Regions from separate parts of the Mus musculus genome. Here region 1 is linked to region 2. Evidence: chromatin loops called from intact Hi-C (ENCODE). Cell type or tissue: heart. All regions are shown on one strand. Each heading gives the region's core, and the rest is flanking DNA. Links, peaks and the distances in the headings are about the cores only.

What was found. Hi-C counts contacts between places; a loop is a spot of excess contacts. Peaks named below come from ENCODE experiments on the same cell type or tissue, not always from the same donor. Only the 100,000 strongest peaks of a DNase experiment are listed, where the experiment ranks them.
Region 1: it touches region 2 in a loop (6-fold over the local background); 6 of 42 quality-filtered maps call a loop at or near these places.

The regions. Positions count from the first base shown.
Region 1 is chr17:56,992,411-57,001,446 of GRCm38, forward strand. Clpp (caseinolytic mitochondrial matrix peptidase proteolytic subunit) reads left to right here. Exons shown (of 6, transcript NM_017393.2): 4 at 416-603; 5 at 1,038-1,143; 6 at 3,468-3,961. The coding sequence ends at 3,637. It overlaps Alkbh7 (alkB homolog 7), which reads left to right and starts at 4,929. Exons shown (of 4, transcript NM_025538.3): 1 at 4,929-5,157; 2 at 5,979-6,152; 3 at 6,261-6,385; 4 at 6,520-6,930. The coding sequence starts at 4,954. The coding sequence ends at 6,682. Pspn (persephin) reads right to left here and starts at 7,695. Exons shown (of 2, transcript NM_008954.3): 1 at 7,452-7,695; 2 at 6,903-7,363. The coding sequence starts at 7,605. The coding sequence ends at 7,047. In heart, for the core only: a CTCF peak has its summit at 4,693; a DNase peak (open chromatin) is centred at 4,851; H3K4me3 peaks cover 1,624 bases; H3K27ac peaks cover 1,373 bases.
Region 2 is chr17:57,091,235-57,100,394 of GRCm38, forward strand. Gm11110 (predicted gene 11110) reads right to left here. Exons shown (of 4, transcript NR_033508.1): 4 at 789-1,535. Gm46589 (a long non-coding RNA gene) reads left to right here and starts at 4,886. Exons shown (of 3, transcript XR_001782170.2): 1 at 4,886-5,586; 2 at 5,673-5,737; 3 at 7,061-8,474. In heart, for the core only: a CTCF peak has its summit at 5,520 (motif pointing right); DNase peaks (open chromatin) are centred at 5,047 and 5,497; H3K4me3 peaks cover 933 bases; H3K27me3 peaks cover 1,090 bases.

The DNA.
Region 1 (9,036 bases), core at 1-8,000, 100 kb before region 2:
TGGGAATTGAGTTCAGTTTGTTAGGTTTGGTGGAGAGCACCGTCACCAGATAATACTTCTCAGCTGCTCAAGGCTGGGCGGTTTCAATGACTGGACACTGGGCGGGCTGTCAGTTAGGCACGCATCTGTCTTCTCATCCAGCTCCACGTGGACAGTAAGAAAGCTCGCGTCTGCCTTGTGCTGGGCCCGTGGGCCTGGACGAGCAGGAAGTAGCCAGCTTTACTATGTTGATGCACAGCTGAGAGGTGGCTAACAGCCCTTTGGTTCCTTTTACTTAATTCTGTGTGTGTTGTCACGTGTACGTGTCTGATCATGTCCCCCACCCCACCCCTCAAACAACATTTGCCCTTGTGGCTTGCTGGAAGGGTACTGGGGTAGGATCCCCCTGGGCCCTTACTTGCTCCACTGCCTACAGGTGGTGTGGTAACTGCGGGCCTGGCCATCTACGACACAATGCAGTACATCCTGAACCCCATCTGCACGTGGTGTGTTGGACAGGCTGCCAGCATGGGCTCCCTGCTCCTCGCTGCTGGCAGCCCGGGCATGCGCCATTCACTGCCCAATTCCAGAATCATGATCCACCAGCCCTCTGGAGGAGCCAGGGTGAGTACGCTTTCTGCAGGGACGTCTAGTGGGAACTAGAACGGGAGTGCCGCTCCTTCTTGTTTGTTGGTTGGAGACGGGTCTCATCTTTTAGCCTCAGCTGTGCTGTAGTTCACTCTGTAGATCAGGCTGGCCTCTAGCCTACTGAGATCCTGCTACCACTGCTTTGAGATAAGTATTTTCATGGCTGGGGAGGTACTTCAGGAGTAAGAACGACTGCAAGGCCCTGGGTTCCATTTCCAGCGCCAGAAAGAATAAAAACAAAAATAGAATCCAGGTGTGGTGGTACATGCCTTTAATCCCAATACTCAGGCAGCAGAGGCAGAGACAGGCTGATCTCTGTCAGTTTCAAGGCAGCCTGGACTAGATCAGTGGCTCCCTCACTAGTGCCCCATGAGAAGTTTCATCTTCTTCCTCTACTTACTGCTCCTCAGGGCCAAGCCACAGACATCGCCATCCAGGCAGAGGAAATCATGAAGCTGAAAAAGCAGCTATACAACATCTACGCCAAACACACCAAGCAGAGCCTACAGGTGATCGGTAAGCACCCAGCCTCCCACAGCACACACTGGAGCATTGGCCTCCCACAGCACACACTGGAGCATCGGCCTCCCACAGCACACACTGGAGCATCAGCCTCCCACAGCACACACTGGAGCATCAGCAGCCTCCCACAGGACACACTGGAGCATTGGCCTCCCACAGCACACACTGGAGCATCAGCTTCTCACAGCACACACTGGAGCATCAGCATCGGCCTCCTACAGCACACACTGGAGCATCAGCCTCCCACAGCACACACTGGAGCATCAGCATCAACCTCTCACAGTACACACTGGAGCATCAGCATTGTCCTAAAGCAGGGCACCCCCACCTGACAGTCAGAACCAGATTACTATAATATGGTCACTCTGGGCCGTGGATGATGGTCAGTAGAATCCCTGACCCACCAATGCTCTGTGCTTGGGGCTCTGTGGCTATGGCATAGCTCCTGCCTAGAATGAGCCCTTTCCCAGTGAGGGGTTGGGGTCGTGTCAGGGGTGTGCCTTAAGGATACTTTTTTCACCCTTCTTTATCTATTTTCTTACGTGTGTGGGTGCTAGGAATCATGTCTGGGTCCTCTGCCAAAACAAGTCCTCTTAACCACTGAGTCAACTCTCCAGCCCCAGGGATACATTCCTGGCCCGACATAGGTTCTATGTCCCCAGAGTCACAAAACAAAAGTTCCTAGCATGTTAGACAGAATTCCCTTCAGTTACAATCTCCAGTTCTGAGCCCTTTAGATGAGCTTTGCAAGCTGGGTGTGTTGGTACCTACCTGCCATCCCAGCTCTGGCAGGTAGAGGTAGAGAATCATGAGTTGTCGACTGGGCTAGAGAATGACAGACGCGGGCTCAGCGGGCCTGTGCTATAGAGGTGGTTTTGATGGGGAGAAGGTAGCAAGGGTCACTTCCCTGGAGCCCTTCTTTCATTTATGTGAGTCCACTGTCACTGTCCTCAGACACACCAGAAGAGGGCATCAGATCTCATTACACATAGTTGTGAGCCACCATGTGGTTGCTAGGAATTGAACTCAGGACCTCTGGAAGAGCAAGCTGCCAGTGCTCTTAAACTCTGAGCCATCTCTGCAGCCCGACATTTCTTTATGGTTTTTCGAGACAGGGTTTCTCTGTATAGCCCTGGCTGTCCTGGAGCTCACTTTCTAGACTAGGCTGGCCTCGAACTCAGAAATCCGCCTGCCTCTGCCTCCCGAGTGCTGGGATTAAAGGTGTGCGTCACCCCCACCCCCACCCCCACCCCCGGCTCCAACATTTCATTTTTAAAATAGTTGATTTGGGAAGCATGTGCCTGCCATAGTGATGTGTGGAAGTCAGAGGACAGTTTGTAAACATCGGTTCTCTGTTGACACCTTGTAAGGAGTGGTGATTGAACTTGAGGTCATTAGACTTGGTGGCAAACCCCTCTTCCCACCAAGCCATCTTACTGTCCCACGTGCCATTCTTCGGTATATCTTGTTGCTGGTCACATATGTTCAGTCTAAGATCCACCACCTAGCACTGCGTGGCATTTTCCTAGTTGCATCTTACTGTTGTGTGAATGCCATGACATGTGGAGTTCAGGGGACAGTGTTCAAGAGGCGATTCTCTCCTACCATGTAGTTCCTGGGACCTGATGTATTACAGTAGTCGGTAAAAATTGAATTGGTGTGGTGTAAGCACTGCAGACCTCTCATCCCGGCACTTGGCCAGCACAGATGGGGGAATCAGGAGTTGAAGGTCGTCCCTTCGAGGCTAGCCCGGGCTGCATGTGATCCTGTCTGGAAAAAAAAAAAAAAGCAAAAACAAAACCCTGTTTTTTACTACGGAGGAGATTGAATCACAGAGAGGTTCCCCAGCCCCATGGGAAAGATTGTCAGAGTAAGTGTATCTTATGAAACTTGGGAGCTGGAAGAAAACATCATGGGCTGGAAGCTAAAATGCTAGGAGTGTCTAATCTCAGTCCTGGAAGCAGGAAGGCCAGGAATAGCCAGGGCCTGGAAGGTGACATTTTTGTGTTGCTATCAATTCCTGATGCTAATGGCTTCTACACCTTTGGTTTCCTGGAATTGCTGGTGCTCCTAGGTATGAAGCCTGGGCTCTTAGGAAAGTGTTCAGCCAACAGAGCTCCTCCTTTTTTTCTTTGAAGACATTATCTTAGTTTGTAGCCCTTTTACTTTTGCCTCTCTTCATAAGAGCATAGATCCCATGGTAGGGGGTCCCTCACAACTCCATAAATCATCTCACGACTGGTAAGGGCTTCAACCTAGGAATTTGGGGAAAAACAGCCCAGGCCTCTACTCCTACCCACATATACTGCTTTCCCTAGAGTCAGCAATGGAGAGGGACCGCTACATGAGCCCCATGGAGGCCCAAGAGTTTGGCATCTTGGACAAGGTCTTGGTCCACCCACCTCAGGACGGGGAGGATGAGCCAGAACTGGTACAGAAGGAGACTGCCACAGCGCCGACGGATCCTCCTGCCCCGACAAGCACCTAAGGAGTGGAGACCAGACTGAAACTTCCTCTGCTGGGCCCAAGAACAACCCCTAGAGGAGATGTGGATTGAGGTTGCCCTCAGAGCAGGGCAGACTGCCTGAGACACTGTGATTTAAATTAAATCTTTGTAGTCTTTGTCCCATGTCTGAAGCACCTTCCATTACTTCTCCAAGACAGCAGGCCTCCTTCACCTTGACAAACCACTTCAGTAAGCAAACCCTGGCTCTCCTGGAACTAAACCAATCTAGCCTCAGACTCAGGTACCCACCTGCCTCACCTCCTGAGTGCTAGGATTAAAGGTGTACACCACCACACCTGACTTCAACAGACTTAAGCCATATACTACCCCAAAGTCAGTGGGTAGAAATATGATTTCATACATCTTTGGTTATGTGTGGGTTTGTGCATGGTGAGTGCAGTACCCATGGCCAGAAGAGGATGTTGGGTCCCCTGGGGCTTCCCTGTGGGTGCTGGGACTTAAGAGTACATTCTTACCTGCCGATCCTGGGCTTGGCCCCTTAGAGAGTTAAGAGTTAGGGTGGAGGGTCTACCAGAATCTACCACCAACTTTGGGTTGATCCTCAGACCCATGAGACCTGACACTGGTGACTCACCAGGTGACAAAGTCCTGGCATTTTGTTGCAGGCTCCAAAAGCCAGCTGAAGCCAGAGAGAATGTCAGGACATGTTTATGGAGTTTTACTAGAACTAGAAGCAGAGGATCCCAGTTTATGGGATGGAGGCAGGTGCCACATGACCCTATGGAGGTCAGAGGGTCGCAAATGCAGGAGTTGCTTTTTCTGCTTGCACCATGTTTGGGGGTCCTGAGGTCAAACCAAAGACTCTTAGCAAGTGCTGAGCCATTTTCCTAGGCCCAGTTTATTAGTGTGGAAGGAAGTAGACTCTTTTTAGATTTAACACAAAACATTTGAGGTGGGGGTTGTATTATTTGGTCTTATTTGTTTGGATGTCCTATTTTGTGGGCAACATCTGAAATTCAGGTTAGCCTCAAACTCAAGGGCTGACCTTGGAGTTAGTTATCCTCCTTTCTCCACCAGGGTGTGCTGTTTGACAAGCGCTAAATTTGCGCTAGGCTGATTGAACTTCTAACCTTGGCTTTGCCCCCACGTGACCTCCAGCCTCCGTTCGCCCTAGTTCTGCACCTACTGCTTGAGACCTTGCTCAGGGCCGAGAGGCGGGACAAGCGGTAGACTGACTTAAAGCACAGCTAATAGAGCCAGTAGCTGATGGGCGTGGTGCGGTGTCAGCCAATAGCTTGCGGGGGTGTGGCTCAGCCTGCTGTGGTCAATCCCTGAAGATGGCGGGCAGCAGGAGGCTAGCGATGCGGTTGCTTTCTGGGTGCGCCTGGGTGCGCGGCTCAGACTCTGCCGTGCTGGGCCGCCTGCGTGATGAGGCCGTGGTGCATCCAGGCTTCCTGAGCCAGGAGGAGGAGGACACGCTAACACGCGAACTGGAGCCCCAGCTGCGGCGCCGGCGCTACGAGTACGACCACTGGGACGCGGTGAGTGGGCGGAGCGGCGAGCTAAGGGGACGCCCACTGGGACATAGTGAGGGGGCGGGGTCCTCGGAGGGGTAGAGTGAAGAGCTAGGCTTGCTTGGCCAGGTTGGGGACAGTGTGTTTTGGGCAGTCCCCGATGTAGGTTCGGGTGGGACCAAGTTTCTCTGGTGTGGGACATGGCGGGTGCTGGGCAATTCGATGAGTGACAGTTGGTCAGGAGGTCTTGTGGGAATGGGGCTGATCTTGATGCCAGAGCTGAGTCCAGGGGAAGGCCTGCTGCTGCGGGCTTGTGGATGGTACTTAGAGCAGGGGAAGGGACCAGAGCCGGAGAAGGTGAACTGGCAACGTTGAGCTCAGAGCAGCGCAGTATTACAGTGGGGGCAAATCACTGCTGGGCTTTACTAAGAACAGGGGCTGTAGTGTGGGGCTGGGCCTGGAATCAGAAGGGAGGGTTTTGGTGGGCACCAAGGAATGCGTAGTGAGGACAAAGATGTCACTTCAGACATGAAGTTCTGGAACACTTCAGGGGCATTGGTGACAAGATTAGAAATAAAAAGCAGACTTGGGAGAGGGAGTGCCAGCAGTTGGGAGTTTCACTAGGGACTTGAGTGGGATCAAATAGAGACAGGAGACCGAGATACTGAATATTAGGGTGGCCAGCACCAGGGACCACTGGGAAACGAAACGTGAAGACCAGATGCGTGGTTGAAACCTCACTGATAATGAGCTAAAGTTGGAAAGACTGCCTGCCCTGTACTGCACCCCTCGGTACCTCATTTTCCTGTCCTGGGAGTTCCCAGTTATGACTTGAGCTCTCTATTCAGGCCATCCATGGCTTCAGGGAGACAGAGAAATCCTGCTGGTCTGATGCAAGCCAGGTCATCCTGCAGCGGGTTCGGGCGGCTGCATTTGGTCCTGACCAGAGCCTGCTATCCCCAGTACATGTGTTGGACCTGGAACCTCGGGGCTACATCAAGCCTCATGTTGACAGTGTCAAGGTGGGCAGAAGGCATTCCATCAGAACTCCTAGCTAGGTTGTCGGTGGACAGGGGGGCAGAACTAAGCCTGACACCCCAATATACACAGCATACATACCCCTTTTCCAGTTCTGTGGATCTACCATTGCTGGCCTTTCCCTGTTGTCTCCAAGTGTTATGAAGCTGGTGCATACACAGGAACCTGAGCAGTGGCTGGAACTGTTGCTGGAGCCAGGGTCTCTCTATATCTTAAGGTACGACGTAACCCAAAGTCCTCAGGTGAGGCCGAGGGTTTCTAACAGTCACCACCACCACTCAGAAAAAGTATAGAAATGCTGAAGGGACAGTCTTCCCTCCATCCACCCACTCAGCTTCTCTCTTCTTGCAGGGGTTCAGCCCGATATGACTTCTCCCATGAGATCCTTAGAGATGAAGAATCATTTTTTGGGGAGCACCGGGTTCCCCGGGGCCGACGCATCTCAGTGATTTGCCGCTCCCTCCCTGAGGGGATGGGGCCAGGAAGGCCAGAAGAGCCACCTCCAGCCTGCTGACCTCCCACATATCCTCCATATTTGTGAATAAAGTAGGGAAAATGCTGTCATGGGATCTTCAAATGACCGTCTGCCAGGGCTGGGGCTCTTAAGAGACGATCAGGGTCTCAGGATTCACATAGCATGGTGGCTGCCAGGGTGCACCTGATCACACACACTCTTAAGGCCACGAGAATATCATTTATTGCATCCACTGCTGATTAAAAAAAAAAAAAAACTAACAAGCAAGCAAAGAAAGAAACAAAAAACCCTGGTCCTTTCCCTTCTTATCTTTACCTATGCAAATTTCTAGTAATGTCACCTGAGCCTTTCAAAGCCCAGCCTGTCTCATGCTTGTGATTCTGAGACACCAGACTGGCCTCCTTCAGCCACCACAGCCACAAGCTGCAGCTGAGAGCTGAGGCAGCTGCTGCCAATGGTGCTGATCATCAAGGAAGGTCACATCAGCATAGCTGGTGGGCTGGCAGCAGGGTCGGCCATGGGCTCGACCCCGCCCTCGAAGCCGGGCCAGTACCAGACTGTGCTGGGTATGGGCCTCTTGGGGACAGCTGCCAGCACAGTATCGGAAGATGACCTTCTCCTCCGAGGCATAGCCCAGGCCCAGCTCAGCCACTGGTAGGGTCAGGCTCCACAGTCGGCATGAACCAGCCAAGGCTCTTGGAAGACGGACATGGTTGTTACCTAGTGCAAGGTAGAGTAGGATTGTAAGGCAAAGTGAGGGCTTTGAGAGAAGGAATTGGGGAGTCGGGAGGCCCCCAGGAATTCTTACCCTGATGGGGCGTCCAGGTCCCTCTAGTCTCTGCCATCTTCCCAAATGAGAGCTTATCTGCCACAGAAGCCTCTTGAAGATCAAGGACCCAGCCGAGGCTCGGGTGCAAGGACAGGAGCAGCAGACACAGGATCCGAAGTCTTCCTGCAGCCATTGTGACAGCAGGTCCCTGGATGCCGAGAGACCTTGGTGCCCTGAATTTATTCCCTGCCTGTCCTGGGGATTAAAACTACTGCCAGCACCATGTCCCGGGGAAGCCGTTGGGGGGTAGGGGGGGGGGGGTTCCCACCCACCTTTCCCCCACATCCTCATCCCTAAGAATTGATGGCTCACCCACCCAGACATTCCATAAACCCATTTCTGACACTCTGATGCCCCTGATTTATGAGTGTCACACTGTCCGCCAGAAGCAAGTCCAGAGCTGGCTACCAACCCATGTCCCCACCCCACCTGCTGTCCGCGGAAGAAGTACAGGAGCCTGGGAGGAGGCTGCTATAGATCTTTTACTGGAGTATGGGTCATGTGGTGCCAATAGGGACTGGGAAGGGCACATGACAGGTAGGAGAGTCAGTGGGCACCAGTCCATGTCAGCTTCAGCCAGGATTAAGACATCATGCCTCTGTCTCCGGGCTTGGCTGAGCCAGCGTCAAAACAGGAAAAGGGAGAGGCTAGGGGATAGCCAAAGGTTGGGACTCCCATTCTTGGAAGGCCAACCTGTGAAGCCATAGCTACAGCCAGTCTGGGCTTTGGAGTCTCAGAGATCAAGAGAAGGCAGTGACAAATCAGTTCCAGAAAGGCACAGGTTCTGCATACATCTGAATCCAGGAGACCCAGCAAGTGAGCATGGACAACAACAGACCAAGAACTTTGGAGACAGGAATAGAAGGAGCATGCCAGTGCATGTGGGTAGCCCCTGTGCTCAGGAAGCCAGGGCAGGTAAAAGCCAACCCAAGTGTGAACTGCAGAATCCACGTGATAGAAGAGACCTGACTCTCAAAAGCTGTCCTCTGGCCACCACACGATGTGATGGCGTGCACATGCTGCATGAGACACACACATAGAGAGTATCTTTTTTTAAAAGACACAAGGTTTGGCGCTGAGTTGGTAGAATGCTTGCTGAGCATCAACAAAGCAGCTGTGGGTTCCATAAGGCACAGCATAAACTAACATGATGGTGCATGCCTGTCATCTCAGCACTGGGAAGGCTGAGGAAGGTTACCAGTTCAAGGCCAGCCCGAGCTGCTTGAGACCCTTTCTCAAAGAGAAAAGAAACAGCTTTTAAAAGTCATTTGAACGAGGTTCCCTTGAAGGCAAGGCTCTGCCCTTAAACACAGGTGCACACCCTGTCTGTCCCAGGGTGGATGGCACCTTAGACCCAGGCCCAAAGTGCCAGCAGACAGCTGGGCAAGGATGTTCAGTGAGCATGGACATTCCTACGGACTAGCCCCTTCTCAGGCATTCCCAATCAACATGGGGTGGTGGGACTGAGTTTGCACCGGTGAGAGGAAGCTCTCACTTCACCCCAGCTGCTCAGGACCCAGCTCTGAAGGCAGCAGCTGAGGCCAAGCACCGATCAGCCCTGTCA
Region 2 (9,160 bases), core at 699-8,698:
TGCCCTTTTCACCCTGAGCTGATTCAGACAGCTGGAAGGCAGCTCCAGCACGTACCACAGGCTGCTCCCCAGTCTTGTGACTTATAACCTCCCCATTCAACTTCTTTTTTAACAGATATAATTTTATTTTTTATTAATTAATTTATTTATGTACTTTATATTCTGACCTGAGCTTTTCCTTTCTCCTCTCCTCCCAGACTGTCCCTCTCTCCTCCCCTTCTCTTATGCCCTCCTTTTTCCTCAGAGGAGAGACCTCCCATGGATATCAACCTCTGCCTTGGCATATCAAATTGTAGTAGGACTGGGTGCATCTCCTCTTGAGCTAGGCAAGGCCATCCAGTTAGGGGAAAGGGATCCGAAGGTAGGCAACAGAGTCAGAGACATCTTCTCCTCCTGCTGTTAGAAGTCCCACATGAGGACCAAGCTATACATCTGTTACATACGTATAGGGAGACTAGGTCTGTCCTATGCATGCTCTCTGGTTGGTGGTTTAGTCTCTGTGAGCCTCTATGTGCCAAGGTTAGTTGATTCTGTAGGGTTTCTTGTGGTGTCTTTGACCTCTATGGCTCTTTCAGTCCTCCAGCATCTAAGGAAGAGCAGGACTCTGCCATGTGTGCCTGGTCTCTCCCCAGAACCCACGCTATGCTGTTGTCTGTCCATCTATGGAGTTAATAACTAATGGATCTCTTACCCAGAAAGAACAACCCACCCTCTAACTCTGTTTTAGTTTTAAGTCTGCTGCTGGAAGAAAATACTCTGACAAACAACACAAAATAAAACAAAACAACTTAGGAGCAAAAGGGGCTTACTTTTGGCTTACAATTCCAGGTTATAGTTCAACTGTTGTGGAGAAGTCAAGATAGGAGCTGGTCATGTGACATCCAGTCATGCGCAGAGAAATGAGTGCCTGCATGTTGATCCTGTTGCTTCTCACCTTCAACTTCATTTCTCCACTCTTATACAGTCGAAGACCTCCTAACTAAGGAATGGTGCTGCCCACAGTGGGCTGGGTCTTCACATATCAGCTAAAGTAATTAGGAAATCCCCAACAGACAGGTCCCCAACCCAATCTAAACAGACAATCCCCTATTTAGACTCTTCCCAGGTGAGTCTAGGTTGTGTCATCAAATTGACAATGAGTGCTAATCTTTGAAGACAACGAACCAAACAGACACAATATTCTCTGTCCGAGCACGGGGGTGATTGGAATAGAGGGGTTCCCCAAGATAAGGGTAGAGTTGGTGCTGAGTTGTGTCTGTCTCTTCAATTCCTTCCTGCAACATCTGGTAGCCAAATGCAAATCCAGTGATCCCACTGCTTTGGCGATGGAAGGAGGTGGCACTAGTGGGCAAATGGCCAAAAGGTGGTGCCACATGTGGCTCACGGCCAAGGAGGGGCTGCCCAAGTCACTAAAGATATGCACATATCACAGAGCAGGGCAGACTAGGACTTCACAGATCTTCACACAGGTTGGTGAGCATAGCTGCAGACATGGGAGGTGGGTCACATCTTCCAGGCCAATCTTCCTGGGCTCTCTGTGTGATAAAGAAGGCAAGAGTCACCCTGGGGGGCCAACGGGACCATGAGAACTGGAGACCCACAGCCTTTTGTGTCAGACAGCCTACTCCTTCCTTCATATGGAAAAAGAGCAGAGTTTTTAAGCCAAACAGAGCAGAAGCCCTGGGTTTCATCCCTAACATTGAATAAACTGAGTTGGTGTCACACACCTGTTATTCCAGCACTTGGGAGGTGGAGGCAGGATAATCAGTTTGAGGCCAGCCTGGACTAGACACTGTCCTTGAAGTAAAAAAGTTTGCTGGTCATGGTGACATAAGTCTTTAATTCCAGACCTTTCAAGACAGAGGCAGGGATATCTCTGAGTTCAAGGCCATCCTGGTCTACTTGGGGGGATTTCCAGGCTAGCCAAGGCTACATAGTGAGAACCTATCTCACTGCCCTCAAAAGGTTATGCGTGTGTGTTTCTGGATTGCTCTGGTACATGCTTGGGGTCATATGTGACATCAGCATATATGTTTGAGCCGGAATCTACCCTCAGTGTGTTATTAGTATGAAAGCTGTATGTAAGCAGGGGAGGGGTCTGTCACCTTCTGGCATCACCAAACTGACCATGTAGGGCAGGGGTTGATGTGACACACACTAAAGGCTATATCCTAGATTTCCCATTCTTCTCCAGCTTGCCTGCTTTCTCCTTTTCCCTCCCCTCCCCTTCTCTCCTTCCTCCCTCCCTCCCTTCCTTCCATATGTTCCTCACGACTGATCCTCCTGTCTTCACGTCCTGTGTTCTGGAATGATAGAGGAGTTACACTCAGTTTTGCGCCATGCTGGGGAAGGGACTTTGAACTTTATACAAGCTAGGCAAGCATTCTACCAACTGAGCCATGAGTCCATCCCCTTGAGCCTTCTGGATCTCAACATCTTGTTGCTCCCTTCCTTAGCCTTGAAGAGAAGGGGACAGAGGAAGACACTGTCCCAGCATAGCCTCTGCTCCTCATAACGGCCACTGAGTACATATGAAGGAAGGAGTGGTGATGGCATATGACCATTGTATTAGTCACTTGTCTATGAATGGGATGAAACAACTGACAGAAACTGCGTATGGAGGGAAGTGTTTAGGCTCACAGTACAAAGGTCTACAGTCCATCATGGTTTTCTCCTTTTTAAAAATATTTATTTTATGTATATGAATACTCTATGTACACCTGCATGCCAGATTCCATTACAGATGTTCATGAGCCACCAAGTGGTTGCTGGGAGTTGTACTCAGGACCTCTGGAAGAGCAGCCAGCGTTCTTAAACCACTGAGCCAGCTCTCCAGTTTCCCCACGTTTTTCTTCTTATTCAGTCCTGGACCACATATGCCTGGTTGGGCTTTTTAGCCAGATAGAGAGGGCATCAAAAAGCCAAAAAAAACCAAAAACAAAACAAAGAGGCAATCCCAGCCAGGTGTGGTGGTATATACCTTTGATCCCAGCATTTGGGAGTTTGAGGGTTGCCTAGTCTACAGAGTCAGTTCCAGAGTAGTTAGGGCTACATAGTGAGCCCTTGTCTCAGAACAACCAAGGAGGGTAGAGAAATGGCTCAGAGGTTAAAAGCACTTGTTCTAGCACATGACCAGAGTTCAGTTTGCCACACCCATATGGTGACTCACAGATGTTTGTAACTCCAGTTCCAAGGGATTTGTTGCCCAGTTCTGGCCTCCATGGGTTCTGCACACATTGAGGCACAGGCATATAGGCAGGTGAAACAGTCAGATAAGAAATTAAAAATGGGCCAGGCGGTGGTGGCGCATGCTTTTAGTCCCAGCACTTGGGAGGCAGAGGCAGGCAGATCTCTGAGTTCGAGGCCAGCCTGGTCTACAGAGAGAGTCCAGGACATCCAGGGCTACACAGAGAAACTCTGTCTTATCCCCCACCCCCCACCCCCCCAAAAAAAAGAAAAAAAAGAAAAAGAAAAGAAAATACCCTTCAGGCTTGCCTGCAGTTGTATCTTATGGAGGCATTTTCTCAAGTGAGACTCCCTCCTCTCTGATGACTCTACCTTGTGTCAAGTTGACACACTTGGGTAAGGGGTTGCTTAAGGCAGTATGGGTGACTCAGACAGCATTAAGTCCATCAGATTGGCCTGTGGGCAGGCCTGTGAGGCATTTTCTTGATTTCTGATCTATGTGGGAGGGTCCAGCCCATATGAACAGTGATATCTCCTAGGCAGGAGGTCCTGGGTTGCATAAGAAGGCAGGCTGAGGGCTGGAGAAATGGCTCAGCGGTTAAGAACACTGACTGCTCTTCCAGAGGACCTGAGTTCAAACCCCAGCAACCACATGGTGGCTCTCACTACCATCTGTAATGGGATCTTTGTCCCCTTCTGGTGTGTCTGAGGAGAGCAACAGTGTACTCACATACAATAAATAAGTAAATAAATCTTAAAAAAAAAAAAAGAAAAGAAGGCAGGCTGGGCAGACAGGAGGGAGTGGGTGTGTTTCATGTCCTCCATGGTCTTTGCCTTAGTTCTGCTTCTAGGTTATTTCCAGTTCACCCCTGGATAGTGGGCCATGCGCTTTTCTCCTCAAGTTGATTTTTGGTCCAACAGGGTAGATCAGATATGCGGTACACACTCTCACACCAAAAGATACACACCTGTGTATGCTAAGTGTGATGGGCTGGAAGCTATGCAGAGTCCCTTTCTCCAGCTGACCTTCGATGACACAAACACACGTTGGTTGCATTCCACATGAATGGGTAGGCACACAGTCCAAGTGCACACCCTGGGGCAGGCAGCCTCCCCGTCCCCATCATCCCACAGAGAGTGGGACTCAAGGCTGGGCCATATGCAGGTATGGTGGTCTTCTGAATTGGGGGCGGGGGCTAAGGAAATGGCTCAGTGGCTAAGAGCACTTGCTGCTCTTGTAGCGGCTTAGAGTTCAGTCCCCAGCACTCAATCCCTGCTCATAATTACTCTAGTTCCAGGGAATCTGACCCCCTCCTCTGGCCTCTCTGAACACTTGTAGCATCCGCTCATAGACAACGCATTACACATTAATAAAAGCAAACTAAATTTTAAAGAGAATAAGGGTGGGCGTGTCCAGCAGCTGGAATGAGAATTTGTAAGGCACAGAAGGAGGTGGAGGCATTTTAGACTGCCTTGCCGTTAACCAGGTCCCAGGTGGACGAAGGAGTAAAGTAGTCTCTGAGGAAGGTCCGATGGGAAACAAGCTTTCTTTCCTAGGCTGTTAGAGTCCGGTGGAATAGGGAGAACAGCGGGGGATGTGGGAAGGACCAGGGCGGGCTCTGGGAGGCTGATAGAGAAGTCTGTTAAGCCTACCCGGTAGGGCCTGAGCAGGGGGGGGGGGGGGGGCGGAGGGGGGTCTTTGGAGATTGGCAGGGAAGCAGGCGAGGCAAGAGAACTGAACCGCCTGGGAAGCTAAGGGAGCGGGAAGTAGGCTGGAAGAATGACGTCAAAAGTGGGAATCCACAACCTCGAGGAAGCTGTTGACTGGGGAAAGTGGGCAGGGCGTAGAGAGAATGACAGAGCAGCTGGGAGGGGCTAAGAAAGTGGGAGGAACCTATAGAGATTGAGAAGTGAGAGGGACCTGGGAAGTACACAGCTGAAAAGTAAGGATGTGGGGCTAGAGAAAGTGAAGGAGCCATTGGGAGGGACTGCAAATGAAGGTTTAGAGAGTAACAACTGGGAAGTGGACGGAGCCTAAGGAGAAGTGTATGGGCTTGGAAACCAGAGTCTACTCTCAAGTGGCACCATGGGCTCTGGCCACTTTCGTGTTGCTGATGCTGGCCCTGTAGGAACCATAGTGACCTGCCTCCTCCTACAACATCCTCACTGATCGTATCTCGCGGTCATACAGGCTTCTCTGGGTTCCGGTCCTCGGGCTGGTGGTCCTCCCGGCTTCCAGGTTCTGATGTCAAGTTCTTCCAAGGCTCGGCAAGTTTGGGGGGCAGACCCTTCCACCTGCATCTCATACAGCCTAGGGCGAGGATGCCGTCCACAAGGGGGCGCGTGTGTCCCGCGCTGGGATCCAAGGCTGAGTAGGAGGGAGTTCTGTTCACAGATCTGGTACCTGGATGTTTTATTGGAGTATTGGTTTTGTTCTTGTTGTTTGTTTGCTTTTTTTTTTAATTTATTTTATTTTGTCTTTATAGGTGTTTCGCCTGCCTGTATGTCTGTGTGAAAGTGTCATAAGCCTTGGAACTGGAGTTACAGACAGGTCTGAGCTGCCATATAGCTGCTGGGAATTGAACTTGAGTCCTCTGCAAGAGCAGCCAGTGTTCTTAACCATGGAGCCACCTAATCCTCACTGTTATTTATTTTTTTTTTTTTTAAGATAGAATCTCTCACTGGTCTGAGGAGTCCAGCTATTTGTCTAGAATAGTTTGCCAATGAGTTCCAGGAATCCTCCTTTGTCTACCTTCCCAGACTAAGATTATAAGCACTTGACAGCTTGTCTTTTTTTTTTTTTTTTTTTTTTTCCAGACAGGGTTTCTCTGTATAGCCCTGGCTGTCCTGGAGCTCACTTTGTAGACCAGACTGGCCTCGAACTCAGAAATCGGCCTGCCTCTGCCTCCCAAGTGCTGGGATTAAAGGCGTGTGGCGCCACCACGCCCGGCTCTTATTATTATTATTAAACAAAACAACAAGCCAGGGGTGCTGGGAAATCAAATCAGGTCCCCATGCTTATGAAACAAGTGTCACTGGCTGAGCTATGTATGCCTGGCATATTAAAAAAAAGTTTTAAAGTTTTACTTGTATTTATGTGTATATGTGTGTCTCAGGGTAAGTGCAGGTGAGTGTAGTGCCTATTGCTGCCAGAAGAGGTGTCACATCCCCTTGGATCTGGAATTACAGGAGGTTGTGAGCCACCATGTGAGGGTTGGGGACTTAACTCTGGTTATCTGAAAGAGCAGAGTAGGAGTACTCTTACCTCAACCCTTTCCATACCTCTTTTATTTCCCTTTCTCCTCTCTTTCTGTCCTCACGAGACAGGGTCTATCTCTGTAGCCAAGGCTAGCCTGAAACTATACATAGGCTGGCCTCAGACTTGTGTAATGTCCTACCTTAGCATCCCAAATGCTCAGGTGACAGATATGAACCACCACACCTTGGCTGTTCAGTGTGTTTGACAATGATCTCTCTCTCTCTCTCTCTCTCTCTCTCTCTCTCTCTCTCTCTCTCTCTCTCTCTCTCTCTCTCTCCCCCTGCCCAGGGGGCTATGGTGTATTTGTGGTTGCTGTGTCTGTTCTATGTCCTGGCTGTGGGTGTCTTTGTGTTTCTGTCTAATTGTGGCTGTCTAATGGCTACTTCCCCTGGCAGCACTGGGGAATCCCTTACAGATGATAGTCAGGCTGGGATTCCCTTTCTACTCAGCTTGGTTGATTTCCCATCACTGAGTTAGCTCTTATCAACCTCTGAGGGGTCCCCAGCCTGCTCAGCCACTCCCCCATCTTTCTCAGGGAAGAACTTATTGTTGATGTTAAATTTTTCCTTCTTCCAGAAAGCTATGGTCACCTTTTCTTTCTTTCTGGGTGCTTAGTTGACTACAGGTTGTTCATGGCTAAAAGGAAGGAGGAGGAAGATAGAAGGAGAAAAGGAGGAAGAGGAAGAGGAGGAGGAGGCAGAGGAAGAAGAGGAACCCAAACAAAACTTTGTACACATGGAAATGCAGGCTAGAGCCATACCACAGACTCCAGTGTGGACAAACCTCCGGAAGCAATTGTAATGCTGACTCTTTGCTCAAACTGGAAGATCCTGTCCCCGTGGTTCAAAGGCATGAGCTGTCTTTGCTGTTGTGTGACTGGTGATGTCATCAATGGTAATCTGAACGATTCCCTTTTGAAGACTGGAGAGATCATTTCCGTTCTCTGCACTTTTTGCTGTTATGGGCTTTGCTGTTGGTCAAAGGGTCTCACATAGACCAGGTTGGCCTCCAACTAGACTTTTAACCGAGGCTGATCTTGAACTCCTTCCTGATCCTCCTAACTCTGCCTCCAGAGTTCTGGCTCTGTGTAGATCCTTTCAAACATCCTCACGGGTCAACCCAGAGGCAGGATTTGTGTACTGGATTTCAGTGTTTCAAAGTCCACATGTAGTCACTGACACATGCTAGGCTGTGTAGGCTGCCAGTGGCAAGGATGGCTGAACTTACTGAGTGACTGCTGTATGTCACAACATCCTGGCTCCCTCACTGTGGACACCTTGAATTTTGAGGTAGTATTTTTTTTTTTTTTTCGAGACAAGGTTTCTCTGTATAGCCCTGGCTGTCCTGGAACTCACTTTGTAGATCAGGCTGGCCTCGAACTCAGAAATCCGCCTGCCTCTGCCTCCCAAGTGCTGGGATTAAGTATTTTTTTTTAAAGATTTATTTTATTTATATGAGTATACTGTAACTGCCTTCAGACACACCAGAAGAGGGCATCAGATCCCATTACCCCATTACAGATGGTTGTGAGCCACCATGTGGTTGCTGGAAATTGAACTCAGGACATCTGGAAGAGCAGTCAGTGCTCTTAACCGCTGAACCATCTCTCCAGCCTAAGATAGTATTGTTTTAATTTCATTTCACAGATGGGGAAATTGAGGCACCAAGAGGTAAAGGAATTCCCTCAGGAGGTGGGGCTGGGATTTGAACCTATGCTGTGTAGTTTCCATGTGCCCACCAGGGGAGAGTCAGGGAAGTTGACTTTTAAGCCTGGCTTCTGGTATGTGTATGTAAGCTCAGTACATTGGAGTCTGAGGCTGCCCTGGGCTGATAGCAATATCCTCACTCAAGACAGGAAAGCAGTTGACACTCCTGGCTATGCTGGTGGCCAGTACCTGTCATCCTAGACATTTGGAACACTGAGGCAGGAGGTGGGCATGAACCTAGGACTTGGAGGTCAGCCTGGGAAACTTACATAGACTCTACATCAAAAAATAAGGCAAAACAAAAATAAAAAGTTAATACTAAATTGCTTATGGTAGTACATATATAACATCCCAGTTTGGGGGCTTAGCATAGAGCCTCTGCCTAGAATCTCCCAGTGAAGGGCTGGGGGCGTGGCCATAGGGTGGAGCCCCGCCTATTGACCGCCAATGAGGGGCCAGGGGCGTGATTCAGGGAATGGAGCTTTTGCCTACCGCGTATGAGCTCATTATGGCTGACGGGAGAGTGACAGTGAAATAGAACGGAACCCTGCCATAGAAACCTTGGGATAGAAACCTTTACTTTTCGTCTTAGAAAATACCAAGTCATGCCTGCCTGTTCTGGGGACCTGAGAGGTGGGAGAGGAGCATCTAAGCCAACACTGTAGGGCGGGTCCCTCTAACTACTTGCCTCCCTTGAGTTTTTCCATGCTGTGAGGACAGCTAGGGTTAACAGTCATTTCAGGAAGACAACTGAGTACACCACAGGGGGGGCTATTGGACTGGGGTTGGAGGAGGGAGCTCAGCTCTGCATGGTGGATAGAGCTTCCTGCCCCTGCAAGTCCCTCAGCATTGTCAGCTAGGCTGTAGCCCAGAAAGGGTGTTCCAGAGCTCTGTGAAGGCACACAGCTCAGAACATCTCTGGGACACCTTGGTCAGCTTGCTTCATAGTTTACAGTGAATCTCTGGATCTACATGCATGTGGGTTGATGTCCCCCTAGGTAGAAACCAG